Linked DNA regions of Mus musculus: all the other regions are linked to region 2. The links are chromatin loops, found by intact Hi-C in ENCODE. Cell type or tissue: heart. All regions are shown on one strand. Region 1 overlaps Creld2 (cysteine-rich with EGF-like domains 2). Region 2 holds the start of Ppp6r2 (protein phosphatase 6, regulatory subunit 2). Region 3 overlaps Ttll8 (tubulin tyrosine ligase-like family, member 8). Region 4 holds the start of Ttll8 (tubulin tyrosine ligase-like family, member 8).

Evidence for each region. A loop is a pair of places that touch in the nucleus more often than their neighbours do. Peaks named below come from ENCODE experiments on the same cell type or tissue, not always from the same donor. Only the 100,000 strongest peaks of a DNase experiment are listed, where the experiment ranks them.
Region 1: it touches region 2 in a loop (4-fold over the local background); 7 of 42 quality-filtered maps call a loop at or near these places.
Region 3: it touches region 2 in a loop (2.5-fold over the local background); 4 of 42 quality-filtered maps call a loop at or near these places.
Region 4: it touches region 2 in a loop (2.4-fold over the local background); 3 of 42 quality-filtered maps call a loop at or near these places.

What each region holds. Positions count from the first base shown.
Region 1 is chr15:88,823,366-88,831,365 of GRCm38, forward strand. Creld2 (cysteine-rich with EGF-like domains 2) reads left to right here. Exons shown (of 10, transcript NM_029720.2): 7 at 377-460; 8 at 1,283-1,378; 9 at 1,785-1,925; 10 at 3,022-3,316. The coding sequence ends at 3,071. Among named protein-coding and RNA genes, the nearest start is that of Creld2, 7.7 kb to the left of the region's middle. In heart, CTCF peaks have their summits at 4,766, 4,967 (motif pointing left), 5,537 (motif pointing right) and 6,681; DNase peaks (open chromatin) are centred at 4,916, 5,546 and 5,846; H3K27ac peaks cover 1,339 bases.
Region 2 is chr15:89,205,467-89,213,466 of GRCm38, forward strand. Ppp6r2 (protein phosphatase 6, regulatory subunit 2) reads left to right here and starts at 6,093. Exons shown (of 25, transcript NM_026813.2): 1 at 6,093-6,313. In heart, CTCF peaks have their summits at 4,874 (motif pointing left) and 5,714 (motif pointing left); DNase peaks (open chromatin) are centred at 4,985, 5,995 and 6,565; H3K4me3 peaks cover 2,636 bases; H3K27ac peaks cover 2,865 bases.
Region 3 is chr15:88,930,082-88,938,081 of GRCm38, forward strand. It overlaps Ttll8 (tubulin tyrosine ligase-like family, member 8), which reads right to left. Exons shown (of 12, transcript NM_172818.3): 3 at 5,922-6,045; 4 at 4,877-4,947; 5 at 3,754-3,882; 6 at 3,357-3,471; 7 at 2,579-2,707. Among named protein-coding and RNA genes, the nearest start is that of Ttll8, 20 kb to the right of the region's middle. In heart, a CTCF peak has its summit at 4,246; no DNase peak of the experiment used is centred here.
Region 4 is chr15:88,947,772-88,955,771 of GRCm38, forward strand. Ttll8 (tubulin tyrosine ligase-like family, member 8) reads right to left here and starts at 6,647. Exons shown (of 12, transcript NM_172818.3): 1 at 6,085-6,647. The coding sequence starts at 6,304. In heart, a CTCF peak has its summit at 4,717; no DNase peak of the experiment used is centred here; H3K4me3 peaks cover 891 bases; H3K27ac peaks cover 565 bases; H3K27me3 peaks cover 2,790 bases.

The DNA.
Region 1 (8,000 bases), 380 kb before region 2:
CACAGCTGGTAGTATCACAGTACCAGGAGTGTGGCCCTGCTGTTTCTGGGCCCTTGCCCCTTTCGTGCAGCAAACCCTGTACTAAGGCCCTCAGTGGAGCTGCTACAGGCTTGATCTTCCGAGCCTCAGGTGCCCCTTGCCCAGCCTCTTCTTCTATTCTAGTTTTGCTTTCACCCTCTGCAGCTGCTTGGCCTTAGGCAAATTCAGAACTCAGCCAAGCTGGTCTAAAGCCTTGGGGGATGGGGTGGGGGGGTACTGAAGGAAGAGATGATCTGAGCTTGTGTGGAGGCTCAGGTGCTCACATTCCCGTCACACGGGTGGTGCCTCAGCCCTGCCACCTCTGCTCTGCTCTGCTCACAGCCTTGTTTTCTTCCAGATGTGGATGAGTGTGCAGCAGAGACATCTCCGTGCAGCGATGGCCAGTACTGTGAGAATGTCAACGGCTCGTACACATGTGAAGGTGACCAGAGTGTTGGGACCTGTGGTCTCCGTAGGCTTCTCTCTTCCTTCAACATGTGTGACTCGGATGCCCTTGGTGTGGTTTCAGGAACCTGAAAGTGGCGACATCAGTGGTGGATATGATGCAGAAAGCCAGCACATCTCCATGCGTCACTTATTTTGTACATCACAGTAGCCTTGGCATGCGCTGCTGCCTCTGGCTCCTTCCTTGGCATGCAGAAAGCCAGCACGTCTCCATGCAGCACTTACTTTATACATCACAGTTGCCTTAGCGTGCGCTGCTGCCTCAGTCACATCAGTCTCTCCCTTGTAGGGAAAACTCTACATACTCCATACAGATCCATATAGAAGATCTCTCTGTGTAGTCCTGGAGCTCACTATGTAGACCCTGCTGGCCTTAAACTCACAGACATTCTCCTGCCTCAGCTTCCTGAGTGCTGGGATTAAAGGAGTGCACCATCACACAACCAGCCTTGTTCACAGTCTTTGCTTTCCAAAGTTGCCAGTCAGGGGTTATGAGTATTTTAGGGTCTTACGTGATTCATAGAGTGGCAGGGATGAGGTTGCCACCCAGTGTCTACAATTCTACTGGGTAGTACAAGCAGGCTGCAATGTCCTCTGTGACACTGGACTGTGATTGTAGAGCCTGCAGTCTATGCTTAGCTGTTCTTATTTGAGGTCTTGGTTGGGGAAACAGACTGTCACTGGACTTGAGGTGGCTTTGTTCTTAAGTTCCCCCATGTCAGTAGGGTCTGCTTTGTGGTGTGATACTCTTGCCTCACCAAAGTGGAAGTGGTCTGACATCTTCTCTCTGTGTCTCTAGACTGTGATTCTACCTGCGTGGGCTGTACAGGAAAAGGCCCAGCCAACTGTAAGGAGTGTATTGCCGGCTACACCAAGGAGAGTGGACAGTGCACAGGTCAGTGAGCTGTCTGCTAGGGATGAACTTTCTGGAAGAAATACCTCACCTGCCCAGGGGGCCCTTGTCCATGGGAACCCCTCCTAGACAGTGTGGTGCCAATTGGAGCCACACTTGCCTGAGTCCCTATGTCACACCAGCTTCTAGGGGTCTTGGCTGTCACCTCCACTATCTTGGGCACTGCCAAGGGCACTGGGCTTCCTATCTTACGATGAGATGTCTCTGCTCTGCCGTTGAGGCCTGGCCACCAAGGCCCATGAAGCTCTCAGCACCTTACTGATCTCTGGTGGGCAGTCATGATCCCATCCTGTTGCTCTCATTGATAAAGGAATTGTGAATGAGCAACTTGCGTAGTAGAAGGGGTGTGTGTGTAGTCACTTACTGAAATGAAGAATTTTCATTTCAGATATAGATGAATGCTCACTAGAAGAAAAAGCCTGTAAGAGGAAAAACGAAAACTGCTACAATGTTCCGGGGAGCTTCGTGTGCGTGTGTCCGGAAGGCTTTGAGGAGACAGAAGACGCTTGTGTGCAGACAGCAGAAGGCAGTGAGTGGCAGAAGGCAGGGAGTCGGGTGGCTTGCCCTGCTCAGGGCTGGGACTAACCAGATGCTTGCAAAAAAAGCTGCTAAGTAAGAAATTAACACAGAGTTGCCCTGGTGACAGCAGAGGACAGGTGAAAAGTTTGTGCAGTGCACACCCAGGGTCATGGAGGAGGAGGGCTCAGCAGGAGTGAGAGGGGCCATACAGAGGAGGGTTTGGTTAGTAGCTTCAGGTAGGATCTGAAGGCGGTTGTGGAGAAAGGAAAAGCCAAGTGTGACAGCTCCAATGACGAAGACCAAGAGCAGAGTGAGCAGCCTTGTTGAGGCACCAATCCCCCAGGATTCCTAAAAGAGTGATCTGGGGTTCTGGGACCCCAGCCCGAGGTCAGGGTCTGTGGCTGGCTCCGAGGCTGTAAAACAGGGTCTGTTCAGTCCTTCCAGAACCTTCCTAGTCCTTGTGTGGTCTCTATGTGTGCAAGCCTTCCCTTTTCATAAAGATACCACCAGTCATTCTGGACAGGACCCACCCTGATTATTAATTATCTATAAAAGACCTGTTTCTAAGCCAAGCCACATAAGTGCTAGCCAGGTCAGCCCTTCTTGAGAGAGACAGTTCAGTTTGACAGACCCTTGGGAGATATAGAAATTGGGAACAGGGGGTGCTCAGTGGCTAAGAGTAAGAAGAATTTCCTAGAAGCCCAGTCCGAGCAAACGGTTGTGCATCCACACCTGGGCATACTGTGGTCGTCTGAGTGTGCTGTGGTCGCCTGTGGTTGCCTGTGGTCAGTGAGATGCCAAGGATGAGAGGACCTTTGCAGCCAGAGGACAGCATTGCCTACCGTCGACTTCTGCCCTCCACCTCATACCTCTTACCTCACTACTCAGCCTTGGCTAAGACTCTGGAGTGCCATCCTAAGCATCCTAGTGAATGTTGGGGCTCACCCTGAGCTGTCCTTAGAAAGTTGCTAGGTCAGGGGGAAGGCAGGGTGCCATCCCAGGGCGTGAGCCCACCAGTGGGTACTGGGGTAGCAGTGCTCATCCTCCAGCTGCCTGCCCACCCAGCCTTGAGGCACTAACTCAGTGACCTTCGTGTCTTCTGACAGAAGTCACAGAGGAAAACCCCACACAGCCACCCTCCCGTGAGGATTTGTGACGGGCATCCGGATTCAGAAGCCAAACTCACCCTTTAAGTTATTGAGAGGATACCTATAGAAAATGTGGCCCATGGACATGAACCCCATTTCTCCAGGAAGACTTCAGAGGGAGAAGCTGCGTACTCGGACACAGCTGATGCTCACTTGGCCCTTTCAAAAGCTGCATTTCTTGGTGGTTCTTACACAGATTTGTATATTTTGATATTGTTCTTTATAATAAAAATGATCATTGAAGGTCACCAGGAACAGGACGTGTTGGTTTGTTTCATTGAGAATGTGGGCATTACCACTAGTCAGTTTGTACCTGTCCTGCCAAAGCTGGGAGATACATGGACGCATGTCTTCCCATGAGGATCAGGGAGATAGTTGGACCCAGGGCTTCCCATGAGGACTCAGAGGGAGATAGATGGACGCATGTTTTCCCATGCAGACTCAGAGGGAGATAGACGGACACACATCTTCCCATTCGGACTCAAAGGGAGATAGATGGACCCATGTCTTCCATGAGGGCTTAGAGGGAGATAGATGGACACATGTCTTCCATGAGGACTCAGAGGGAGATAGATGTACACACATCTTCCCATGAGGACTCGGGGGCGGGGGGCGGGGGGAGATAGATGGACTCATGTTTTCCCATGAGGACTCAAGAGGGAGAGAGATGGATTCATGTCTTCCCATGGGGACTCAGGAAGATAGATGGACCCATGTTTTCCCATGAGGACTCAGGGATAGATGGGACCCCACGAGGACTCAGAATCTACTGGCCTTGGTGGGTGCATGGCAAGTTGACCCTGAGCAGGTGTCCAGTGTAGTAGAGGACAGTGGTGTGTGTGTGTGTGAGATATTCTGGCCTACACTGTGGTCTGCCTTGGGTAAACACATTGTGACATGTAGCTTCAGGGGCTGCTGAACATATTTTCTAGAAGCCTGGTCTCTGCTAAGTATGGGATAACCAGGAGTTGGGGCCCAGTGGGAGGTGGGCATGAATTCCAAGGGGTTTGGGGGTATTGGGATCCTGGTTCACTTCCTTTCTTGACCATGAGGGAATCTTGCCTACCACAAACACCCATTCTGTGCCGCACACCACATCCCAAAGCAATGTGGCCAGGTGAAGGAGCGCTGGAACCCCTAAACTCAGCCAACATAGCCTTTTCCTCTGCTGAAGTCGATTATCTCAGTAACAAGAAGGTGACTCTGGCACTCCGCCTCTGAGCCTGCAGTGGCAGTGTTGGCCGCAGCGTTCAAAGATGAAGCCACCAAGTTCAGGAGCTAAGCTGGACAGACAGTTCATCTGGGCATGAAGAAACATTAGAAAAAATCAGGACACAGGTTGAGTGTCCCCTGGAGGATCCCTGGCCTTGCCAGCACACAGTGCCCCTCTGCTGCAGCTCTCCAGGGATCTGGATCTTCATGGTCCTTGGGGGGGGGGTCCCCATGGTCTGGCCTTGCCACTCTTCCTGCTGTGATGCCCTAAGCTGCGACCTGCGTGCACAGGCGAAGGCAGTGGACAGATGTTATGCCCTTTCCCCTGTACCTCACAGACACAACTGACAACTGACACCATGCCAACTGGGCCCTCTGGTCAGCTCCTGCCTGGAACCTAACATGGAGAATCTGGCCTGCCTCAGTTTGGCTTCTGTTCAGTTCCACCTGTGTGGCTCTGTCAGCTAGATGTCGCTCTTACCCTACTGGGATGGGGAGTTCATGTCAGGACACTGACCAGGGTTGACAAGCCGACAGCAGACCTGTGTGTGCAGGCCAGGATCCCTGCTGCTTCCCCAGTGTTCCTACCACAGGCAGCTCTCAGGTGACTGAAGGCAGACGCCACAGCCATCCAGCCATCCATCCTGACAGCTTAGTGACCCCTGGTGGCACTGTCTCCACAAGGCCACTGATGAGGTACACATCCTAGTGAAAGGTGGGGTTGCCTGGGCAGCCTTCTCATGAATGGTGCTGCAGGAATCAAGGACCAGGGTGTGGGTGGCTGCTGTTTGGGCGCTGGCCACTGTGGGGCACTGTTTGTGCTGTGGCCTTGGACCAGGTATTTCTGCTGCTGGGACATGCTCTTGTAACCCAGAGTCCCCGATGACCTGGTATCTCTTCCCAACCTGAGATGACGGCTACTTTTCCCTCCTTAAGTAAATAAATGTTTCTTGGGGGAGGAACCTGGGGATATATGCAGCAGACAGGGTCCATTGGGGAACGTGGACAGACTCAAGTAGGACCTCATCTGGTAGGCAAATTCAACAGACCGGGTCCCCTGACCACAGTGGCCTGGAGTTCCCAAGCTGAAGATCAGGAACATAGACCGTGGGGTTTGAATGTAGGCACCCCTCTGCCTGCACTCAGCCTTCTGGGTTGGGGCAGGGGACCCTAGGTTCCTTCTGTGCCTTGGCCCCCCGCAGACTGTGTGGAAGGCCAGAGTCACCTCTTCCTTACGCACCAGTCCTGTCTGGGTACATGGCCAGCAGGTGGCACTGTTGATCAGTACTGGCCAAGCCAACTCTAACACTCTGCTGTGTCTGGGTGGGACCAGTTCTTCACTACAGGGACATCCCTCCCCCCTCCCCCCCCTCCTCGTCACCCCCCCTCCGCCACCCCAGAGCTGCAACCTGGAGCCTGTGTGCTTCCCTCCCACCCGTGTTTGTGAGAGAATATTCAGACCGGTCCTTCAAAAGATAGGAAGAAAATCTTGGCTTCACATTTGACCTGTGGCCTGAAGTCTTGTGTCCCCCTCACCTAATCTGGGTACTGCTGCCCATATCGAGTCCTCCTTCAGAACACCTGTCATGCCCACCCTTCTTTGTGGGCCTTACCTGTCGAACAGTCTCCAGGGCATCAACCTGGGGCCTATGCTGGCTTTCTGGCCCAACCCCCTCTTTGCATGCTGTTAAGGAACACGCACACGCGCACACACACACACACACACACACACACGCACACGCACACGCACACGCACACACACATGTACGTTTGAGGATCTCACCATAGATTTCTAGATTCAGCAGGGTCTTTGGGTCTCAGCATAAACCCAGGTCGGGAGCCTTGCCAGGTACAGCCTTCTCTGGCCTTCAACAGGCATAATGGAAAGTTATTGAATCAGCTAGTAGTTCTTTCCAAAACTGACTCTGGTGGAAAGTATAGCTCAGTGTGGCCTTCTGGAAGGCTGGATGATAAGCCCTCCTTTTAGGCAGTGGTTATCAGTAGCCACTCTGGCCCCTATGGTGGGGTACAATGTCTGGACATGGAATGTCACATCTGAGGGACAATGTGACTATCCAGAGTGACTGGGTCCAGGGGTGTTTCTCTACACTCTGGGGTGTATGGTATGTATGGTACTACAGCGTGTATGCATGCACACATGTACACACACACACACCACACCACACCACACCACACCACACCACACCACACCACACCATCACACAGTGGCTAGCTCCAGGCAGCCACCTCAGAGGAAAAATGCTGACAGGAGCATCTGGCTGGCAGCCTGAATCTCAGCCAAGGATCTCTGCAGAGAGGAGAGCCACACTGGGTACGTGGGCAGCTTCGTGAGAATCAACCTTCCACTGTGGCAGAGCAGCAGCCAGTCTCTTGGGGGCACTGTCCTGAGTGTATTCACTGGTCATCGGGGCAGCCTTGCTGTCCAGGGAATGCATAGCTTCTGTCTAAACCATCACAGCCCTCCATTCATGTGCTCAGAGACTGACAGGGTTGCCAACACCTGACTAAGTCATTCTGTCTACCTGGCTGTCCAAAATGTCATCAATGGGACGTGCCTGTTGCTGACTTCTGGGGACATGCAAATAAACATCTCATTACCTCGAAAAGGTCAGCTGTGGCAGAAACCAATTCCAGCCAAGCCCAGTCTGCCAAAGCAATGAATTTATTGGTGAAGAGTTAGCTATACTGCCATTCCAGAAGCACTACATAGTGACTGTCCCTGGGTTTGCTGACCTGATGACAGAGCATGAACTGGGCTAGTGGTCAGTCAGTCGGACCTAGAAGAACATGGTCTCAGAAGAGTTGGTGGTCAGCTGTTTCATTTCTCACTCAGCAGGCATCATCTTTCATTGTGGGTGAACAGCCTGGCCCTGCACCCCGAGTTTCTGAGACAGATCCACCTTAGGCAGTCAGCCAGGAACCCCATATTTCCTACCCAGCCATTCAGTCTGGAGTCAGACTCCAGGATATGGAAGCCAGGCCACTTATGTGTGGCTCACTGGGGGCTCTCCCTATTCAAAACTACTGATTTGTGTCCCTAGTATACAGCTAAAGATTCCCTGAGTGTACAACCCACCACTCACCACTTGACCACCTACCGTCCTCCCTAAGGTGTGTGTCATCCAGGGGAGGGCACAGGCTGTAGCTGAGAGGCCTGCTTTGGAGGTCACTTACTCCAGCACGCTGGCCCCACAGAGCCTCACCACTCTTAGTCACGTTCAAGCCATGAGACTTCCCTGAAGACAAGAGTTCCTACCGCCCTAGGCAGAAGCATTCAACCATGACTTGTCATAAACAGAAGTGTATGGATCCTCTGTTAGGCAAGGTGGTTAAAGTACACAGACCTGCAAGGGCTATGCAAGCCTGGAGCTGAAGAGTCCTGCGGTGGCAAAGATGGCACCTCTATCCCCTTTTCAGACAGTTTTGGGACATTTCCTCTCCTCTCCCTAGACCCATCCACTTGTCTTCTGTAGTAGACACACTAGTAGGATGGATGGAGCTGCTGTGAAATGACCACCCTTGCATCCTTTGGGTCTTTAAATCATGTCCCCTGACAACCTTTCTTGGGAATGGCCAAGGACAGAATCCATACTGATACCTGACTCTGCTCTGGTTCTGGGAAGGTGTTGCCTGGTGCCTGGAGGTACAGACTCACCGTTAGCAGGTGAGATGTTGCTGATTCCACACTAGGGTAGCCATACCAG
Region 2 (8,000 bases):
CTAACTTCAGATGCACCAGAAGAGGGCGTCAGATCTCATTATGGGTGGTTGTGAGTCACCATGTGGTTGCTGGGATTTGAACTCAGGACTTTCAGAAGAGCAGTCAGTGCTCTTCCTTCTGAGCTATCTCTCCAGCAACCCCCCCCCAATCTCTTTTTATATGCTACTGAATCTTGCTCTGGAGCACTTCATTTCTTTTTGCGGGGTTAGATGACCTCTAGTTTAGCTACTACTGTAGCTCTGCTATAATGCAGTTTTTATTGACATGTATTAATTGTACAAAGTAATGACTTCCTTTTCCTGATGCAGGGTGTCTTCTTGCCAAGGCTGGCCTTTGTCTTGCTATTTAGATGAAAATGACCTTGAAGTCCTAGGATCCTATGGCCTATACGTACCAAATGTTGAGATTATAGGTGTGCACCATTTCAGTGTAATTTTAGAGGTCTCACTATGATATATATGGTATATGTAATACATGTGATATATATGATACATATGATATATATGATATATGACACATATGATATATAGATCATGTTAAGATCATGCCTACACTCCTCCTGTTCTCCCCTGGCATCCTTCCCAGTCCAATAGTCTCTTCTGCATTCCAATCATCATTTTAAAAATTTCTGCTAAGAAAGAACACATATAGCCAGATACACACCTTTAATCCCTTGGGGGCAGAGGCAGGAGGATCTCCAGGTTCAAGTTCATCCTGATCTACATCGTGAGTTCCGGGACCACCAGGGCTACACAGACAAACCTGCTAAGTTTTAACCCCAGACAAATGGCTGAGGGGCCTATTTAATATATCAAAAGAGGACCTGGCTTCCATGTTTTCTCAGCATCCCCCAGTCTCCACCTGTTACAGGCTTACGTCTGGCATACCCGAGCCTCTAGCCTGAGCTCACCAGCACAGGGGTGCTGTCCTTCTCCCAGAGGCTCTTCCCCATAGAGTGCAGCCATTTTGGTTTCTTGCCCTTCCTGTACTTTTGACCCTCTGGCTATTGCACCTGGCTCCTTTCACTTTCCTCTCACCCCCCCCACACCCCCCCATGGCTCGGTCATCTCAGCTCTGTCTGTCTGTCTTGTCAGCTCTGACTCTCCCAGATGTCCCTGCCTCTGGCTATGCTTGCTCTACTTTTTATCTACAACAAACTTTCTCCTCCATCATACTCACGAACGATCATGTTCCTTCCTTCCTTCCTTCCTTCCTTCCTTCCTTCCTTCCTTCCTTCCTTCCTTCCTTTCTTTCTTTCTTTCTTCCTTCCTTCCTTCCTTTTTAAATTGAAAACCCTGTCTCAAAAAAACAAACAAATAAACAAACTGTTTATGTGTGAGGAGAGGCCAGCAGTAGACCTTGGAACTGGAATTGCAGGTGATTGTAGGTTGACACATGGTTGCTGGGAATCAAATCCAGGTTCCCTGGAAGAGCAGCTAGTGCTATTAATTGCTAAGTTAATTCCCCCAATCGCTAGACCTGGCTTCTCTCCCCCCCGCCCCCCTTCTCAAGACAGTGTTTCTCTGTGTATTTCTGGCTGTCCTAGAACTCTATCTGTAGACCAGGCTGGTCTTGAATTCGGAGCTCTGCCTGCCTTTTCCTCCAGAATGCTGAGAATAAAGGTGTGCACCACCACCACTGGCTTGTGTTTGTTTGTTTGGTTGGTTTGTTTTTGTTTTTCAAGACAGGGTTTCTCTGTATAGCTCTGGCTGTCCTGGAATTCACTCTGTAGACCAGGCTGGCCCCGAACTCAGAAATCTACCTGCCTCTGCCTCCCAAGTGCTGGGATTAAAGGTGTGCGCTACCACGACCGGCCACCACTGGCTTTTTATGTGGGTTTTTGGTATCGAACCCAGGTCCTCGTACTTATCCAGTAATCACTGTACTGACTAAGCTATTTCCCCAGTCTTCCTTCTTTTCTTCCTCCTCCTCCTCCTCCTCCTCCTCCTCCTCCTCCTCCTCCTCCTCCTCCTCCTTCTTTGAGACAGGGCTTCCCTGTGTACCCCTGGCTGTCCTGTAACTCACTCTGCAGACCAGGCTGGCCTTTAACCCACAGAGCTCAGCCTATCTCTGCCGTAGAGTTCCTTCACTAACAGGTTTTAGTTTTCCTTCACACTCTGTAATTTTATCACTTTTGTGGTCTTGTATGAGTCCTTAGCTATAAACTTTATGGTTGCTTCTGCTTAATGTTGGTGAGTCATTTTTTTTTCTTGCTACTTTTATCTTTCTGTCTTTGGCCCATAGCAATTCGATTATGTGTATGCAATGTAGTTCTGCCTGCATTCATCCTTTCTGGAGATTCGGTGCCTGGGTCTTTCTCGGAACAGAAACCTGGAGTCTCTTGAGGGAAGGACAACTCAGGCCACTACTAGGCCTGTTCTGACAGTGCTCTGAGGTGGCACTAATTTTGTATGACAGCTTTGCTGTCTCCATTTTATTGGCGAACAATTTTTTGCTCCATTTTCTTAGCAAAAAGTTCACTCTTTGATCCTTTAATACTTACCTTTGTGCTAGGTGTTTTGTGTACATCGTAAATGATTAACTATAACACATGCTGATTATGTATCACGGGTATTATCACTAATCACAGAAGCAAGGAATGTAGTAGCTTTGCATATCCTTCATTATTTGTTATGTATTTATGCATACTCTTCATCTCCCCCTCTTTTAAAAAGTACAAGCCGTTGGATGATGGTGTCACCATTTTAATGCTAGCTGTTCTAACCAGAATAACTCAGGACAGCCCAGGGAATGTCTCTGTCTTCAACTAGGATGCAGTCAAACTTCTCCAAGAAAGAATGAACTCCCGTTGGGAGAAGAAAGTACCTTCCTAGATTCCCCCCCCCCCCCCCCGCCCCCTCTTGAATATCGTTTTAGTTCTTCAGAATTTTTTTTTTTTTCCGAGACAGGGTTTCTCTGTATAGCCCTGGCTGTCCTGGAACTCATTCTGTAGACCAGGCTGGCCTGGAACTCAGAAATCGGCCTGCCTCTGCCTCCCAAGTGCTGGGATTAAAGGCGTGTGCCACCACGCCCGGCCAGAATATTCTTGTAATTGATAATTTTCATATCAAACTCTCTCCATTGAAATCATTGTGTGGTTTCAGGTCTCCTTTTTGGGTTGTGATACCATTGGGAAGGAGGAAAGACCAAATGAGAGACAAGGCTATAACCTGGTATGATGTAAGCCTGAGGCTTGGAATAGAGCAGCCAGGGAAGCCCTCAGTGGAGAAGGGGGAGGAGGAACGGAAAGGGGAAAGGGGAGGGAGAGGAGGAGGAGGAGGAGGAGGCAGCCGCAATGATTAAGTATCTATGAGACAAGTTAGCAAGCATAGCAATAAAGGGGGAGATGCCTGAAAAGATACAGAGGCCACTTGAGCAGCTGACCTGGGGCAGGAGGTTATCAGGACTTAAGTGAAATAATATAAGCAGATAAAGTGAGATCACATCACAAACAACTTTGTGGGCAGCACCAAGGATTCTTGCTTTCATCTTGGGTGAGACAGCAAGCCCCTGAGGTCAGAGATGTGATCTGACTTATTTTAATTGGATCCCTTTGAACACCGTGCTGAAGGGCCTGCAGCAAGTTGTCCAGGATAAAAGTAGGGGGCCAGTCTACACTGTTTACAGCCACAGGAGAGAAACTGGTCTTACAGGTTAGATACAGACAAGAAGAACAAGAGATTTGCTGATGAACTCAGTGTGGGTGTGAAAAGAGTAGGGCAAGGCCACAGGTTCAAGGCCAGTTTGCACAACTTATCAAAATCTTATGCCCTCAAAACAGACAAACAAAAGGTCTTTTAAGACAGGTCTAGCCGGGCGTGGTGGCGCACGCCTTTAATCCCAGCACTCGGGAGGCAGAGGCAGGCAGATTTCTGAGTTCGAGGCCAGCCTGGTCTACAAAGTGAGCTCCAGGACAGCCAGAGCTATAAAGAGAATCCCTGTCTTGAAAAACCAAAAAAAAAAAAAAACAAAAAACAAAAAACAAAAAACAAAAAACCAAAAAAAACAAAAAACCAAAAAAAAAAAAAACCCCCCCAAAAAAAAACAGGTCTCAATAGCCCAGGCTGCCCTTGAACTCAGTAAGTGGCCAAAGCTAATCTTAAACTACCGATTCTCCTGCCTCAATCTCCCAAATGTTGGGACTAAATGCCCAGCTCAAAATTAAGAAAAAAGAAAGAAAGAAAGAAAGGCTGGCGAGATGGGTCAGCGGGTAAGAGCACTGACTGCTCTTGCAAAGGTCCTGAGTTCAAATCCCAGCAACCACATGGTGGCTCACAACCTCCTGTAAGGAGATCTGACACCCTCTTCTGGTGCATCTGAAGCCAGCTACATATAATAATAAATAAATCTTTTAAAAAAAAGAAAGAAAGAAAAAAAAGTGTGTGTGTGTGTGGGGGGGAGCTAAAGGATGGAGATTCAGTTCATCGGTTCTGTTTCCTCAGTTTATATGTCAGACCAGTACCCACAAAAAATGGTGGTGTGTGTGTGTGTGTGTGTGTGTGTGTGTGTGTGTGTGTGTCTGGGAAGAGGGTGCTCAGAGCTGCTTCTGATACGTGAACTCTGGCCTGGACTTAAAAATAGTGTAAAGGTCAGGGCCAGGCTTGCACCTGCTCGCTGTTGCGGTAATGGGACTAGTGGGTCATCCCCTGTGTTTGGTATCTCCGCACAAGCCCCAGTTCTGCAGCACATTCGGCTTCTGTATTCAGGGTATCACTTCAGTCAGGATGGCCTGGGAAAAGCTGTGCTGCAAGAGACCACACCGCGAACCCAGGCGCCTCCAATTTTGCTTTCCAAACCGGGGAAGAAAACAAAACAAAAAAAATCGATTTCCTTTCCTCCAACAGTGTCTCTTTGGCGCCCTCTGCTGAGAAAAGGGGGAAACACAGCAGCACCACTTCAAAGAAAAAAAAAATCTTGGAAGGGCCCAGAAATGTCTCCCCCTTAGACATTTTTACACTCTGTAGTCCTAGCTGACCCGGAACTCGCTGAGTAGAGTAGAGTAGGCGAGTCTCGAACTGGCAGAGATCCCCCCTGCCTCTGGTATTAAAGATGTGCGCCAGTATGTTTTGCTTGCCTGAAACTCCTCCTGCTTTGGTCTCCCAAGTGCAACCACCCACGCCGGCTTATACTTTCGCACAGCGGTAGTGAACTTGCCACTGAGAGTGAGTGAGTTCATAGCTAGCATGTGTTGACACATTCCTTACATGTTTCTTTTTTTTTTTTTTTGATATTTTCCCATGGCTCACACTGCCACCGGAAATCAGTCTCATTTTAGAGATTAATTTAATTTGAACTCATTTCAACCCATGTTAGATGGCCACGTATGTGACGTACACAAGCCCTGGACAACAAGGATCGGTATCCAAGAAAAGAAAAAAAAAAAACAAAACAAAACGAAACTAAACAACAAAACAAAACAAAACAAAACGGCTTTGATCTCAACACAGAGGCAGAGGCAGAGAGACAGGAGAATCTCTTGTGAGTTCGAGGCCAGCCTGGTGTACAAAGCAAGTCCGGGACAGCCAGGGCTCTGTTACACTGAGAAACCCTATCTCGAAAAACCAAAAAAAAAAAAAAAAAAAAAAAAAAAGGTAAAAAGGGCTAGCTCAGCGGTTAAGAGCACTGACTGCTCTTCCAAAGGTCCTGAGTTCAAATCCCAGCCACCACATGATGGCTCACAGCCATCCGCAGTGAAATCTGATGCCCTCTTCTGGTGCATCTGAAGACAGCTACAGTGTACTTACATTAAATAAATAAATAAATAAGGAAAAAAAAAACCAAAAAAACAAACAAACCAAGTAGATCAGCGGACAGTCCAGTTCAGAAACAGGACGTAGCGGAGACGAGCGCGCGCACCGCTCTGGGGACTTGAAGGTGCCCAGAGGATTTATTTAGCACAGCCAGCTCGATCACGGGGACGCCTCAGGACGTTCCCCCAGCGCGACTCCACCAGACAGACCCTGGACCGCGGCCGCCACTCTGTGCCTCCTCCGGTGGCCCCGCCCCCGGGGCGCGCCCCCGCCCCTCCCCCGTCCGCGCGCTCGCCCGCCGGCCCGCTCGCTCGCTCGCGCGCGCCCCCGCCGCCGCCGCCGCCATTTTGGAGCGATCTCGCCCGCGGCCCCGAGCCGGTCCCGAGCGGGTCCCGAGCCTCCCGCCGGCTGCGCCCGAGTCCGAAGGCGCCGCGCCGCGGGGTCGGGCCCATGTGCGTGCGGCCCGCTCCAGGCCGTCCGCACTTCACCTCTGCGAGCGTCCTGGCCTCGCTTGGGCCTCCCTCGGAGGAGGAGTCGCTGCGACCCCCAGCCTGCTGGGCAGGTGAGTGCGGCCGCGCGCCCACCGCTTCCTGCGGCCCGGGGACAGGAGGGACACCCCCACCCCCCACCGCCTTCGGGCCGTCAGCGTCCTGCTGTCACTCAGCTTGTGCGGTCAGCGCCCTGTCAGTAGAGCAGCGCCTTTGTCACCCTGCGCTTCGTCAGGGGGTCAGCGCCTCCATCAGTCTGCTTCCCGGTCAGCCAGCACTCTCCACTGCCGTCATTCATTCATCCATCCATCCATCCATCCATCCATCCCTTCCCTTCCCTCAGCGCTCACCCTTCTTGACAGTCAACATCCCTTTTAGCTACTATCCCAGCTCCTGGCCTGTCAGTGGTCAGTTTTTCCCCACTCTCAGAATTAGTCTCAGCCTCTTAGTGGCCGCCTGGTTCTCTCCCTCCCAGTTGTCCACCTCTGCTCCTATCAAGGTCCCTCACCTCTGTCGGTGGCTGTAGAGGTGGGGCGGACCTTGGATACAGGGCCTGGGGAGTTGTCAGTGTTCCCTATCTCATCTTTGGGTTTTTTTTTTTTTTCCACCCTCCTCATCAGGGGCCCCGCTGGTGGTGACCTTTCCACCTATCAAGCGTTCCCTCCCCGCTCGCTCATCTCCTCCTACCAGTGCCCACTGCCAAGCGCTCGCTTTGTTATTGTCCTTTATTTCCATCCCATTCCTCTTCCGGGTCGTTCCCCAGTTGTCATCATCACCCACTGTCTTTCTCCCACTCCCCCCCCCCCCCCATCATCTTTTGCTTCTCCCATGCGCCTCTTCTTTCTGGAACTTCTTCACCTGCTACTTTGTATCCTCACAGCTGACTACTCACTTAGTGAAGGCTGTTTCCAATCTATTACGGAGCTCTTGCTGTTCGCTATCAGCTCTCAGTCCAGTCACTTTCCCCAATTCTCGCTTTCTGCTGTAGCCCCTCCCCGCAATTTGTCACCATCCTCAACCATGTCCCTAGGCCTTATTCCAGACAGGTTTTCAGGTTTTCACTGACACCTTCATCTGTGTCCTACCTGACAATGCTGCTTGCTGGCTTCTTACCATCTCATTCCATTCCCTATCCCCCCCCCCCCCTTTCCGGGACTGTTTTACTGTGTAGCCATAGATGTCCTGGAACTCTGGCCTTAAACTCCATAGAGATCCGCCTGCCTCTGCCTCCCTAGTGCTGGTATCAAAGGCGAGGGCTACTGTCACCCAGCTTCAGTCCTCATTCTTATCTCTTCACGCCTCTCTCCCTTTCTGTTTTTCTGAGACAGGGTCTTGCTATGGAGTCTTGGCTATCTATGTAGAGCAAGCTGGACTGAAACTCAGAGATTTGCCTACCTTTGCCTGGGATTAAAAGTTTTCCCAACCAAGTCTGATGTGTTCATCTCTTGATGTTCTTATGTTCTGGGTCAGCCCTTTGACCTCTCTGGTTCTCATGTGAGCTAAATAAGCTCTTGGAGGCAAAAAAGAGGCTATCGCCGGGCAGTGGTGGCGCACGCCTTTAATCCCAGCACTTGGGAGGCAGAGGCAGGCGGATTTCTGAGTTCGAGGCCAGCCTGGTCTACAAAGTGAGTTCCAGGACAGCCAGAGCTATACAGAGAAACCCTGTCTCGAAAAACAAACAAACAAACAAACAAAAAAAAAAAAAAAAAAAAAAAAAGAGGCTATCTTTTGTTTGTTTTTTTTCTAGACAGGGTTTCTTTG
Region 3 (8,000 bases), 280 kb before region 2:
AAAGGAACAAGAGAAACGATGAGGTAAAGATATCTTCTAAAAAAATAAAATTCTTCTCAACTAATGGTGCCCAACACCAGTCTGGAACAAGTGATGGAGTGATGAATGGTGCTAGAAGACTGGCTTGGTGGTGCTGGAAGACTGGCTTGGTGTTGGTGGTTTAGGGACTATTCTGCTCTTCAAGAGCAGCAGAGTTTGACTTCCAGCACCTGTGTCAGGAGACTCACAACTGCCTGTAACTCCAGCTCCAGATCATAGCAGCACCTCTGGCCCCTGTGGGCAACTATACCCATGTGTACACACACACACACACACACACACACACACACACACACACACACACATGCACACACAGACAAACTTAAAAATAACAAAAACAAATCTTTAAAAGAAAAAGAGAAAACCAAACCAAATCTACATACAAACCTAAACTTTAAAAATAATTCCAAAGGGATATTAGGTCTACATGGAAGAGGAAAAGTCACAAAACTCTTAGATTAAAAAAACATGAAGACTCAAGGGGAACTTGAGCTTTCTGTTGTCTGCTTCAGATACCACACTGAATGTTTGATCTAGAAAGAAATCGCTACATTGACTTCATAAAATTATAAAATTAAAAGTATGTGCTGGGTGAAAGTCATTTTTTAATGGGATGAGGACAATCCAAAGACTGGGAGAGGGGGACTGGAAACATCTGCACACATCTGATAAACGGACACTATCAAAAGTATACAAATAAAGAAGCTTAGTAAGAAAATGGAGCAACCCAACTTAAAAAACAGACCTATCACAAGAGAAGATGTCCCACTGGCAAATGACATATGAAATGATGCTTGATGTCATATGTCACCAGTGAACTACAAATTAAACAACAGCATGGCATTACTACAGACTTAACAACAATGTAACACTACTACAGACCTAACAACAGCACTACTACAGACCTAACCACAGTGTGACACTACTACAGACCTAACCACAGTGTAACACTACTACAGACCTAACCACAGTGTAACACTACTACAGACCTAGCCACAGTGTAACACTACTACAGACCTAACCACAGTGTAACACTACTACAGACCTAACCACAGTGTAACACTACTACAGACCTAACCACAGTGTAACACTACTACAGACCTAACCACAGTGTAACACTACTACAGACCTAGCCACGGTGTAACACTACTACAGACCTAACCACGGTGTAACACCACTACAGACCTAACCACGGTGTAACACTACTACAGACCTAACCACGGTGTAACACTACTACAGACCTAGCCAATGGTTAAAGTCCGCTACATGGGCACTTGGTATCTGCATGTGAGTCATCCTGGAAAAGAGATGCTGAAGGCTTGATGAGTTATTGCTGTAGCATCCAATCTTACTCACTCCTCTTTATTTCCTCAAAGAAGTTGAAATTTTATGGCTGTGCAAACTTGTGCATAGAGGTCTGTAGCAGTTTTATCTGTGAGAAGAGTCCTTCTGTGGGTGAAGGGATAGATAAACCAGCACACACCATGGTGAACTGTTCAGCCCTAACCACAAAGCAGCAAACATGGAAGAAACGTCAGTCTGTTTCTAAGTAAACAAAGCTGGTGTGAACAGGTTGCTGACTGTGAGGTCCCCCGCCATAGACATCCTAAAAAAGGAAGAGTCATGGAGACAAGAAAAAAGGCCAGGAGTTGCAAGAATTGCCTCAGCCTGGCGTAAGCAGCCGTGGCCCTTCCTTACATGCCTTGACTGTCACCACTCAGAAAGTTCAGCCACAGCCAACTGACATCCACTCCACAAAAGCCTCCACTCGAATCTCGAAGCTGCCGTATTCACAAGTTACTTTTCAAACACATCCTTTAAAGATTTGAACATGCCAAAGTTTACTTTCCAACTGCTTTAACAAATGGAGTGCATGAGGACCGGGATGGATAAGAAACCAAGGTACCTTCTGCTCAATTTTGCCATTAGCCTAAAACTGTTTTAAAGGAAAAAAGAGGAGGCGGGGGAGGGGGAGGGGGAGGGGGAGGGGGAAGAAGAAGAAGAAGAAGAAGAAGAAGAAGAAGAAGAAGAAGAAGAAGAAGAAGAAGAAGAAGAAGAAGAAGAAGAACCAGAACCCACAAATTTTATTAAAGCAGACAACAACAATGGCATCAACAACAGAAACCCTTAAATCTGGGAGACTGCTTGGGTGCCCACATCACACAGTACTGCTGCTACATCACACAGACCTTCCAGGGGCCATGTGGAGGGTCACAGCAATGATCACTGGCCAGACACTGCCCCTGGGGAGCAGGATTTAGTGTGATCATGAAATCATGGTGCCTGGTACTGGATATGTTCTGCAAACAGAATGACCAAGGTCTTAACTGACTGTCAAATCAGAAGATAGGACGTGAGAATCAGAGCTAAATCAGAAGAAGCACGCTCTCCTTCTCCATGCTTGTTGGACCACCAAAGCCACAGCACCCAACCTGTCCATCAGCCATAGACACTCCGCCTCATCAGCTAAAGACCCTTCCGGTTGACCAGAGTCTCCACACCCCATCAGGCATCAAGGTCCCGCCCCGTAGCTGTGTACCTTTCTTGGGGCTGGGGTCACTGTTCTTGGCCTCCTCCTTCTTACTCTTGCCCTTGACTTTGCTGCAGTAATTCTGGTGAAGGACTACCCACTTGAGGATGCTGGCAGCCACCGTGCGCCGGAAGTCATCTGCAGGGACACCAAGGCCTCGCTCCCACTGCCCACCCAGAGCAGAGAGGCGGCAGAGTCTGCCGTGTGGGCCTCCCTGCCTCCCTCACCAGGCGAGTCCCCATTTGTTGCTCACGCACCTGTCCACACCCAGTCCCAACAGCTGCTCCATCCAGCTACTGCTCTCCTCGTCCCTTTTCCATTGTTCTCTGTCATCACTGCCCCCCCCAACCCCTCAGAGACCCGGGGGATAGTCCCAGTACTCCCCTCACAACACTACTAGGATCCTCTGAGAAATCTAAGGGGTCTCTCTGGACCCCGTGGACCATCTAGAATGTAGCTCTCCCCTCTTGAGGGATCTTGGTTGAACTCAGCACATAGGCAGAGCAGCACAGCTGTGCATCCTGCCAATCTAGGCTCGAGGTGAACCTAGGCTCTGAGCAGAAGGGTATCCACCCAGAGATCAGAAGTAGGTGGTACTGCTCTGAGCCAGTGCTGTGTCCCCTCAGAGCCAAGATCGGAATATTTAGCACTCTAGCTTCTGTCTGCCTCAGGTGGTTTTTACCAAACTGCCAACATGGCCTATGGACGTGTCCAGGCTGGCCCTTACCAAATGTAGTCCTGGCCCTAGGGACATGCGATAAACCTCAGAAGGCCATGGGTCACTCACCCAAGAATTCCTGCTTCTCGCTCTCAGTGCAAAGGCCATAGCACCGTGGGAAGAAGGTGTTCGGGTTGGCTTGGACGTACCAAGGCAGACTTCTCATGTTCAGGCAGAGTCCAATCTCCAGAGAGAGCAGTGTATCAGGCCCCTCAGGGGGCAGCCTCACATAAAGTGAATCCCACTGGGGACCCATGTTTGACTCAGCCCATGTTCCCTGGGAAGGGGTCATCCATGGCACTGAGAGTACCCAGAGACAGAGGGAGGAACGTGGGTGCAGGTGGGCATGTGGGATAGAAGGTGTGTGGGGGAGAGTGTCCCCAGGAGAAGCCTGTATGTGACCTTCTGGTTCTCCCAGCTGTAGATGGCCCACCCACTCAGACTAAGCCCAGGCCCTCTCATCCACCTTGGTTGTGAATGATGCTGTCTTCCCGTAGTGATTTAGCATCTGGTCACAGGTCAGGCTGTGGTAGTCCACAACATCCCTCTTGATAGTCCAGAGGAGGTATGGGATCTCGTTCTTTACCAACCTGGACTGGCAAGAAGAGCCATCTATCAACATCTAGAATCCAGGGCTCCGTGTCTTTGACATGCTGGGACATAGCTGAGGGTTGGGGGTGGGACACAGACTGTGTTGATTCTGGCTGAAGGCTCCATCTCAGCTGAGGTCACATGGCTCCTGAGGGCCACACGTGGTGGTATGAGGACAACCGGAACCACACAGGGTGTGTGCTGTCCAGAAGCCAGCTGCTTTTTCTCAGTTGGGGGCTGGAGGTAAATTTGTACTCCTCCCAGGCTGGCATCCATGCGAGACTTAGACATGTGCTCTCTGCGGACTGGAGGTAACTGTGATGCTCTGAGATCCAGAAGTGTGGTCCAGAGGGAACTTTCTACCAGAACCCCTAGGAGGCAGCTTTTCTCCACGGTAGAGCAGGGGAAGTGCCCAGGATCCGGCACTCACAGAAGAATAAATTAGATTAACTGCACAGCTGCCTTCAAAAATCGAATTAACTCCATAAACCTAATGCGTTTATCGACTGACCACCTGTCATTTTATTCTCTGTCCATTTTATTTGGTTTTTTAAAACAAACATTATGCATGATATACACAGACATTCTGGATACCTGATCTTTTAAATTACATGTCTGGGAAAAAGTTCCACTTTGTGACTAACCTTTTTGTCTTCTTTATAGAAGATACAGGAGAGCTTCAGAGGAGTCAGGCTAGGGGCCACTGGGGTACAACTGCTGTGTTACTGGAGACCCCATCTGATCACTGGCCAGGCCCCCTGCCTCCATCCTGTAATACACGGACCCCCTGACCCCACCTCTCAGCATCTCAGTCCGCAGCCACACAGACCTCTACTTGTGCTAGTCACTGTGGGATGCAGGAGCTAGGGGCAGGATGCAGGGAAGCCAGATGCCCCAGGGACCATGTTTCCATACAGGAGTCTTACTTCTGTAACAGCGTGCTCTGTCTTACTTTAAAAAAGCCATGTTATACCCCAATACCAGGCCACGCGGCCTACCATCACATCGTGGATATCATCGAATCTCTCCAAGGCTATTTCTTGATTTTCTTTGGTCTCAGCACTTTTATCTGCAAACAAAACACAAGAGACATATTGCTGCCACCATACTCGGGTACCTCACCTGACTTCCTGGAGGGCTGGCGTTCCACTATGGAGGGATGGCCATTTGTCTACTAAAAGCTCCAAGTGAGGTTTGCCCGGGGGCAGCGGCTGTGGAGGCCACACGTGGCATTCCCTCCAGCATCCTGTGTACCATCCCACCTGTGCTGTGCTGTGCTGGGTCAGGATTGAGGGGATGCTGAAGACCAGATGACCCTCAAGGCAGAAGGCCATAGAAGCTTGAGGCATGAGTCTGGGAAGGACTGGTCTGAGCTATGGGTAACCGAGGAGCGGCCTTGGTGGGGGATGGACCTGGAGGAAGAATGGCTAGGGTGGGGTGTGGGCATGGGGACACCAAAAAGTGACTGGTACCATATTAAGAGTGTGGCTGTCTGGGATGTGTGAGGTTGGGAAGGCAGGGGATACACGAAGACGGATGCCAGTGGGTACGTAGAGTCAGCACACCTAGGATGGCTGACTTATTGGCCATGTGTGTATATAAAAAAAAACCCTTCATGGGTTTGCAGCCCCATAGGAAGAACAGCAATATCAACCAACCAGACAGCCCCAGAGCTCCCAGGGACTAAACCACCAACCAAGGAGTACACATGGCTCCAGCTGCATATGTAGCAGAGGATGGATGGCCTTGTCAGTCATCAATGGGAGGAGAGGCCCTTGGTCCTATGAAGGCTCGTAGATGCCCCAGTGTAGGGGAATAGAGAGCGGGGAGGCAGGAGTGGGTGGGTGGAGGAACACACTCATAGAAGCAGGGGAAGGGGGGATGGGATGGGGGTTTCCGGAAGGGGGGAACCGGGTAAGGGGACAACACTTGAAATGTAAATAAATTTTAAAAAATTAATTAATTAAAACAAAACCCAAAAAAACCAAAAACCAAAAAACAAACCCTTCCCAGGACAAGGTATTCCACCCATGTGCCGTTTACCTTCACTTCCAAGGTTCTGGAGAGCTTTGGGGAAGAAATTGAACTTCTTCTCCACCCAGCCCTTTCTTCGCAAGGTGGCCCGGATGACAGGGTAGTGTCCATAGATGGAGAAAATCTTCCTCTCCTGAAAACAGCAGCGGCATCTTAGCTGAGGCCCTCGGCAATAAGGGGATTGAGGTGACCTTCCAAAGTAGCCTGGACCAGACTGCACCTCGGCAAGGCCACACACACACTCTGCCCAGAGAGCACAGGAATGCCGCCCTCAGCATGCAGAAGGGTGCGCGTGCGTGTGTGTGTGTGTGTGTGTGCGCGCGTGTGCTTGTGTGTGTGCGCGTGTGTGTGTGTGCACATGTGGGGGCTCGGACATATAATCCCCACAGTTGCTGCACTGCGTTTATTCATCGTTGGGTTGGGATTACAGAGGTGATCACTTCTACACACTCATTCACACACTCAAAGGGGCCAAAACACAACCAAGAAATCAGCACTTCCTGAGCAGCTGTAGCCCCGACTCAGAATTTCTGTAGTCCCAGGATTTCTGGATTTGGGATACAGGTGGGACACACAATTGCACAATGCCTGAGGGTCTAGGGAAAAACTGAGGACTCCCAGTGCAGCTGTCTTTTATAGAAAAGTGAGTGTCCTGGCTAATTTTATGTCAGTTTAACACAAGCTAGAATCATTTGGGAAGAGGAACCTCAACTGAGAAAATGCCTCCACCACATTGGTCTATGCCTGTCGGGGTGGGGGTTGGGGGAGCATTTTCTTGATTGACAATAGATGTGGGAGGGCTGAGCCCACTGTGGGCGTCACCACCCCTAGGCAGAGGTTGTGTAAGAAAGCAGGCTGAGCAAACCACAGGAGTAAGCCAGTGAGGAGTGAGCCTCTGCTTCATCATCTGCCTCCAGGTTCCTGCCTTGACTACAAGCCTGTAGCATGAGATAAACTCTTTCTTCTCCAAGAGGTTTTTGGTCATGGTGTCTTTAACACAACAAAAGAAACACTAAGACAAGAGAGTGTGACGCCTGTTTATAAAAGCTGTGGGTGCCTGAGTTCAGAATGGCAGAAAGAGAAAAACTAACGGGTAACAGAGGAAGGGGCAGGGCCAGCCCAGAAGCTGCTGGAATTCTGACTCATCGCTTGGAGATGGTTAGCTGCGTGTGGTTGAACAGGAAGTTGGCAGCTGGTGGGAGAACCAAACTGTATACTACCTCAGTCTTAGCCCAGGGAAAGGTCATGGAAGGGATCATTGCTTGTTCCCAATGGTCTCATGTGCTTGAGGTATGGTCACCAGGATGGAGTGGGGACATGCCCAGGAAGGGTAAGTGTGAGCTAGCTCTCACACAGTGAGCAGTTATAAAAGAGTGAGCCAAGTCCCCATCTCCCTCTGATCTCCTCTGTCAAATATTCCTTTCCTCCTACCTGCGTGTCTACAATGGTGCCATCTGCCACATGGTGACAGTGACAGAGCCAAACAGGCAGAGCTGCTCAAGCTCTGGCTTTCAGCCCCTCAAGCTGGGTGGTGAGTACATTTGTTTTCTTAATAAAAGTGCAAAGCCTCAGGTATTTTATGTAGTCACAGACAGAAAGCTGACATTCACAAGGGTACCCCAAGCCAGTGCAGAAGGCAGTGACATGACCCGTGTACTAGGTCACTAGCAGGGTCAGGGACGGGCAGGGTCAGCTGGGGTCAGGCAGGAGTGGCGGCACCGAACCACTGGTGTCCTGCAGCAGACGTACAGACCCTGATGGGTCACCATGCAGGACACTGTCCCTGGACTCAAAAGAGCAAGATGACAGGACATATGGGACTCACTAGCATCACCCTAAAATGGTGACAGGACTTTGCAGATGTCACCGAGGCCCTAAGTCAGTGGGCTCTGATGGATACAGTCAATCTCCTGAGGGGCCTAAACTCATCAGGTTATTCCTAACAGAGGCTTGAAGCTCAGAGGATCCCACAGAAGACGGATTCATCTGACTCCCAAACAGCTGGAAGAAGAGATGCTTAGGAAGTGAGCGTAAGCCAGACATCAGTGAGATCTTGGTCAGCAAACCAAGCCACTACCAGAGTCCCAG
Region 4 (8,000 bases), 260 kb before region 2:
TGGGACAGAACTACCACAAGAAGGCAGAACGAAACCAAGTTCAAATTGAGGCTCCCCACCAATCAAGGATGTCCTGGGTAGAGAGTCCACACTTTGAAAGCCCACATAGGAAGATGGGCCTTAGAAGAGGAAAGATCATTAAAAGAGAACAACAGTGTGTGTAGTCAAGCAGATTCAGATATGAACAAACTAGCTGTAAAGTTATTTTGAGGGAAGCCAGGGAGATACAAGCTTATTGTAGGATTAGGTTTTTATTAAGGAATTATTGTAAATTTTGTGAAAGCAGAAAAAATAATTGGTCATATAAAAATGTCCCTTTAGAGATTATATATATGTGTGTGTGTGTGTGTATAGTTTATAATTTACATACTAAAGACAAAAGAGAAACATTTTATAACATTAAAAATAGGCATAGTGGATAGATGACTGCTTACAGCCATTTGTAACTACAGTTCTAGAGGGCCCGGTGCCCTCTGGCCTCTGTAGGCACTGCAACACACTTGGTGCTCATATATACACACACAGGCAAAAACACTCATACACTATACAATGTTACTCTCGACTTTAACCAGAAGAGCTGCTCTTGTCGGTGAATAGTGGCGAAGGTAGACTTGTGCTCAAAGTGCTGGGTAGGTGACAGTTGATGGCTCAGCCAGTAAATGACATTTACACCTGTCCCAAGGCTTGGGAAAACACTGTGGAAAGGATTTCTTGCCATCTCCGGGCAAGACAACAATCACAAACTCACACCAGATTGGGTTGCCAGAGTGGGTCTGTGAACAGTCAGGGACAGGGTCTGGTGGCCCCACATCTCATAGGTGAACTATTGGCTGAGGGTACATTCTGAGAGATGGGGAGTTCTTTCCCTCAGTTGTCTATGCACTGGTGAGCCCACCAGACGTCAGTGAGTGACTCCGCCAATCTGGCTGAACTTAGTGGAACGCAGAATACATCAAGAGACATGAATCTGGGAAAGGGACTTGTAGGGGGCGGAGAATTGATAGGGGATAAGGGAGGAGGGGTGAGTAATCAGAAAGCATTATGTATTATTTATGAGATTATCAATAAGCTTAGTAAAGGTAAATTGTTAGGACAATATTACCGTTCTCAATGTATGTTCACCTCATAGTAGCGCTTCGGATAGAAATACAAGCCGACAGAAGCAAAGCCATAGCAGAGCTGTACGGGGGCATTTGAATCTGCTTCTTTTGGGAAATGAAAGATTAAACAAAGGAGCAGCACAAGACAGCAGTTTGGATGGCATGATGAGCGGCCACACTCCTAAACACAGAGAAACCCAAGACCCAACCTCCAAGCCCCACCACACCCAGCAAAGCTTATGGCAATGTAGATGGAGAGATGCCTACATTTGTCACGCACGCTGCTGGGTGTCTGGTCACTTGCGGTGTGTCTCTAGGGCTGTGTGTTTAAGGCCTGGCTTTCTTTCTGATCTCCCTTTCTCTGCCTCCTGACACTGTCAACCAGGAGGGACTGAGTCCTCTTAAACCTTGAGCCAAAATCAATAATTCCTCCTTTAAGTTGATTAGTTAGAGATTTTTGTCACAGTAACGATAAAACACAGAGGTTGAATTTCCTGCCAATTACCAAAACCAAACCAGGAGTATATAAAAACAAGTAGAATTTTCCTAAGTGTTCCAGAACTCGTGGCACATTTAGGACAAATTAAATGTTAATTAGAAAATAATATAAATGAAATCATAATTTAAAAAAAAAGACATATCAAAGCATTACAGTGCAGGTCAAGTAGTAACCCGAGGGAAATCCGTAGGTTGTTAAATACAGATTTCACCAAAGAAAGCATATTAAAAGTTATCTTCACGTCAGCCCAAGAAAGAAAACGATCCACTCAAGGAGGTTGGAGGAAAGGAAAGGAAAGGAAAGGAAAGGAAAGGAAAGGAAAGGAAAGGAAAGGAAAGGAAAGGATAAGTTAGGAGCAAAATTCGGTGAAGTGAAAAGTATTCTAGGGCTGGAGAGATTGCTTAGCGGTTAAGAGCATGACTGCTCTTCCAGAGGTCAGGAGTTCAAATCCCAGCAACCATATGGTGGCTCACGATCATCTGTAATGAAATCTGATGCCCCCTCCTGGTGTGTCTGAAGAGAGCAACAGTGTACTCACATAAAATAAATGAATAAATCTTTCAAATTAGAGAGAGAGAGAGAGAGAGAGAGAGAGAGAGAGAGAGAGCAAGAGAGTATTCCAGATAAAACTAGCACAAGTAGGATCTGGTATAGGAAACATTGGGAGCAGCGCTGGGGCTTCAGCTCAGTGGGCAGGCACCTGCCAAGCACGTTCGACTCTGAGTTGGCTCCCAATACTGAGGAGAATCAAAAGGAAAGGAAAGGAAGAAGGAAAAGAAAGTTTTAAACAGGTGAACTTTTACCTAGGCAAATTAAGAAGAAACACCTAAGACAAATTAGCAACATTGAGAATGAGAGGGAGATATTGCTACTGACTGTGAATATTAAGATATCAATACACTCATATTATTATTATATTAGTAGTAGTATATACATGCCAACAATGGAGCAGCACATAGGAAATGGAGATTTCCTTTGATATACACATGGAAACGAACATCAGAGAAACAGAAATCCCAGATCAGTTTACTTCCATTCAAGACATTAATTCCATAACTAGAATATTATCCCAAATGAAAACTCAAGGTGTAGATGACATCCATAAGTTAGTCTATCCAAATATTTAAGGGAAAATTTTTATATAAACCATGAAGGTATATTGTTAACACCAACACCTGACAAAGACATTACAAGGAAGGGATAGTGCTCACTAATCTCTCTCATAACGATGACACAAGCCCTAACAGATACATTCATAAATTAAATCTACTGACAGGGAGAAATGAAAACAAAAACAAAACACTACCAAATGGAGTTTATCCCCAAAATGCAGAGCTGGTTAGTGTTTGAGAGCCTGTTAGCACAATCCATCATATTAATATATAAATTAACACTATGACTTAACAGATGCAGAAAAAACATACCATAACAGCTGGTAATTGTTAAAATTAAACAACTTAAAAGCAGAGGCTAGAGAGATAGCTCAGTGATTGAGAGTGTTTGCTGCTCAGTCAGTGCGCATGTTACAAAGCATCTCACAAATGCCTGTAATCTGAGCTCTGAGGGATAAGATGCCTTCTTCTGCCTTCTACACACACACACACACACACACACACACACACACACACACACACACAGAGAGAGAGAGAGAGAGACACACACACACACAGACACACACAGACACACACACACACACAGACACACACACACACACACGCACATATCATACACACTTGAAAAACTTTTTTTAATTTCCAGACAAGGTTTCTCTGTGTAGCCTAGGCTGGTCTCAAACTCACAGAGATCCACCTGGTAGTGCCTACATTCATTTATAGAGAGAATCTCTTGTGCACTATGTGGAAGCATCGCCTGTCAATAAAAAGCTTTGGCATGAAATAGGAGGTAGGATGTCCTGGCAGGAGGAGAGGGTTTGGGAATAGAGTCAGGCACAGGAGAGGTTCATCTCTAACACTGATGGAGACGGCTGGCCACATAAAACTGAGACAAGTTAACTGGCCATGTGGCATTCTCAGAATAGAACAAATGGGTTAATTAAATTACAAGCCAGCTGGGGGACAAGCTTTGGCCTTGGCATTTATTCATGAAGCATTAAGTTGTCAGAGTTGTTATTTCAGGAACTTGGGCATGGGTGGAAAAGGCAGTGGTTACATTTAATCCCTGTGGGAAGCCACATACGCCATTACAAGATGGTGCTGACTACCACTGGCCACCACCTGTAAGTTCGGGTAAACAACCAATGTGCGCATGTGCATAAGGGTTTCGCGCCAAGTCACAGCCCATCCCGGGGAATGTAAATGAGGTACTGAAAGCACAACCAATCAGGTATAGACACGCCACTCCTAGGCCTATATAAGCAGCGCCAGTTTTGGGGCTCACGGTCTTTCGCCTTCTCTATCAAGCTCTCTCAATAAACATGTGCAGAAGAATCCTGTTGTGGCGTCTTCCTTGCTGGCGAGTCAGGCGTCCACAAATCCCAGCACTGGAGAGGCAGACACACACACACACACACACACACACACACACACAGGAAAACAAAATAAAAAAGCCATCTATAGCAGCAGTTAAAAACATCAAGAGTATAGGAGTAAATCTAGCAAAAGACTACTGTACACTTGCACAACGAAAACTATGAACCACTGCAGAGAAGCACTGGATAGCTAAATGTTCCTTTCGTCCAAAGATTTAATATTAAGATGTTAACTGACCCATAAATTCAACACAAATAACGACAACCTTGGTAGAATATATGTGTGTATGTATATGTGTTTGTGTGAATGAAAATGTATGAATGTGTTAATCAGGTCCTAAATCTTAACACAGAAGTGCAAAAGTCCAAGAAAATCTAGGCAACCTTGAAGGACAACTTCAGAGTTTTTAATTTCATAATTAAAATATAGATAGCCTCTGTAATGAAAACTGGCATGGTAGAAGAATGAGCAGAAAGAGCAGGATAAATAGGCCACGCCCCCCCCCCCCCCCAGATCTACACCTCTTTGACTCCAAAGAAACACCGCCAGGCAGCAGATGAGTCACTGAATACTCAAACTTAGGATAAGGATAGCAAGTCTTGTCTTCCTCGATCCCATTAGGTGGCAGACCTGAACTGTAAGAAGTGAAATGACCAAACTTCTCAAAGCAAAGCAAAGGGTGTCACCTTCTGCAAGGAAGTGGGTAGAATCTTTAAGATAGAAGGGGGCTCATTATATATGAAAAGATCAGTAAGTGGGCCTCCTTAACACCAGAAATTCACATGCTGTGCATTGTGATGTATTTCTTAATGTCAGCACTTGAGAGGCAGAGGCTGGTGGATCTATATGAGTTCAAAACTATCTGGTCTACAGAGTGAGTTTTGGGCCAGTCAGAATATATAGTGCACACTCCTTAATCCCAGCACTGGAGAGGCATAGGTAGGTGGATATTTGTGAGTTCCAGGCCAGTCTGGTCTATAGAGAGAGTTCCAGGATAGTCAGAGTTACATGGTGACATCTTGTCTCAAAGGGGATGGTGGAGGTGATGCACATCTTTAATCCCAGTACTAGAGAGTCAGAGGGAGGTAGATCTCTGAGTTTGGGGCCAGCCTGGTCTACATAGCGAGTTCCAAGACAGCCAGGACTACACAGAGAAACCCTGTCTTGAAAACCCAACCAACTAACCAAACAAATAAACAGGAAAAGGAAGAAAAACAAAATCAACCAGCCAACTAAACCCCTAGAAATCAATCAACCAACCAACCCCCAGCCACAGATCCTCGTGAGTAAGTCTGACGCAACGATCTGACACAGAGCTGGTATCCAGAATGAACAAGAAACACCTGAAACCAGTAAGACTCATTATTAATAATGGTCAAGATGTGGAATAATATTTCCCCATCGTGAATGTAAGAGAACGGCCAATAAAAGCCCTAGAGAGTCTGGTAGCACCCACCAAACTGATCTTAAAGGCCAAGGCAATGCCAGTTGTGTGGCCAGTGGGGAGTGCCCCGGCTGGTAAGCCTGGATTATATCTTCTCTCTCTTTTTTTTTTCCAGACAGGGTTTCTCTGTGTAACAACAGAGCCCTGGCTGCCCGGACTGGCTTTGTAGACCAGGCTTGCCTCGTATTCACAGAGGATCATCTTGCCTCTCCCTCCCGAGTGCTGGGATTAAAGGTGTGTTCCACCATCCCAGGCCCTGAACTATATCTTCTAAAACTAAATGTGTACCCATCCATGACCATGATTTTACTTATAGATATTTAGGTATTTGTCAGTGGATATGACCCATGTCTGAAGGGCAAGTTCAGTACCCGGCTAGGATAAAAAGCTTTACCTTGTACTACCAGAACAGTCTCACAGAACCAACACGGGAGTCCAGAGGGCAACTGAACTGGGCCTCCTCCGCTATTCCCAACCCCCGCCCCCGCCCCCCCCCCACGCCTGCTCCTTTGAGTAAGGCTGCCGAAAATGCGGAACAAGAAAGGTACAGACTATTTTCTTCTTTGTGATCTCCATCTGACAAAGTGGAAGACAGCTTCTTCCTCTCGCCGTTCTCCATGCTCGCCTCTCGTAGCTGGTTCTTTTGGCCCCCAACCCCTGTTGACAAAGATTTAGAGTTCAGACATACCCAGGGAGGCAAGGGTGGGGTTCGGAGGACCCGGGTGTGGGAGGGAGGCCTGAAAGGAGGGTTTGGGGTCGGGGGACACGACATGACTGGGAAACTTGAGGTGTGAGAAGTCAGATGAGAAGAAAGGTCAGTGGGAGACAGATGAGATGAAGAAGTTAGGGTAGAGGGACAACTCGGGGGTAAGGAAGTAAGTATGGGGTTGAAGAGATAGACTTGGGCCAGAGTTAGGGAAGTCCAAGAGGGACATCCAGTCTGGAGAGAAATACAGGTCTGGAGCTAAGAAGGAGAGGTCGAGGTAGGGAGACAGGACACAAATTGGGGCGCAGGCTTAGGGTCAGAAAGGGGAGGCCGTTACGAAGTTTGGAGGAAAGTGGGGAGGTGAGGGAAAGAAGGTTGAACAGGCGTGGTGGGGTGAAAGTGGAGGGATAAGGTGGGAAAGTTCTGTGATTCTAAGGATCGACGTCTGGGATTCCAATCGGAGGGGGCGGGGCGGGGTTCCGAGTACTGCGTAGGAGGGGGACCTGGGCACTAGCGAGGGCAGGCGTGGCGCGTCTGAGGGCAGGCAGTGCTCACCTGGGACCCGCCCTAAAGCGCGTGCTGCTGTGGCCGAGCGGCGGGCAGAGCGGCCAGGCGTCTTGCGGTTGCTCAGGGCAACCGCCCTCGCCTGCACCATGCATTGTGCAGACTCCTGGCGCTGGTAGCGGGGCTTTCGGCGTGCTAAGCGGCGCCCCACTCGGGGTGTGGGGCTTCGTGGACGCACAGGCGGCAGAGGCTGCGGAGGGCTGCGTGAAAGAGGAATCCGCTGGCAGCAGCGGAGCACAGGGGACACCCGAGACGCAGTCCGAACGCAGTTGCTGGCACTCACACTGAGCTTTGGTTCTAGATCCAGTCCCATGTTACGGTCCAAGGAGCGGCTTGGACGGGGGTGGAGTCGGGGGCGAGAGCGGGGACTAGGTCCCCCGACGGAGCAGGCCATGCGTCAGGATTAGTCCTTAAGTGCCTGCGACCCTCGCCTGGGTCATGTGCTCCTGCTCCACATCTCCCACGCACCTGTCAGGGTCACACAGACAACCCAAGCCCTCAGACTACACCAAGTCACAAAGACTATGGGTCACACCCTGCCCCACCCTCCGCTTCCTCCCTCCTGGCTCCCTTGTTGACCACGAGAAGCCTCCACTTAGGCCTGAGGTGGGGATGGATGGAGTCCGAGGGTCCTTCGGGGCAGGTGTTCTCCCCTTGCCAGCCGAGCGTCTACTGAGATCAGGGTAGGCAGAGTAAGCCTTCTGTGCGCAGAGGAACATAGAGTGGCCCTGGTACCTAGACTTATTAGTGGGATACTTGTGCTGTGCCCTTCCAGGCTGTCCCTTCCCGACAGTCAGCACTACTTGCCATCTAGGCCTTTCCAGGTTAGTTCCTGTGATCGTCCTGTGTTTGTGCCTATGTGGGTGGTGCCTTGGGTTGTCTTGAGGAAGGCCCCTCACCCTGTCAGAGTTGTCCGCTGTTTTAAAGCGCAAACTTCAGCATATTTTCAATGGGTTTAAAGCAGTTCTCAACCTATGGGTCGCGACCCCACACACAGTGGGTCACATATCTAACTAGCAAAATTAGTAATGAAATAGCACTGGAATAATTTTATGGTTGGTGTCACCACAACATGTGGTGTTGTATTAAAGGGTCACAGCTTTAGGAAGGTTTAAAGGCATTTTTTTTTTAAAAAAACAGGTTTTGCTCTTCAGGTGTTGTAGGAGTCTTCTCCCTGACTGGTGATCTAGTCTTTACT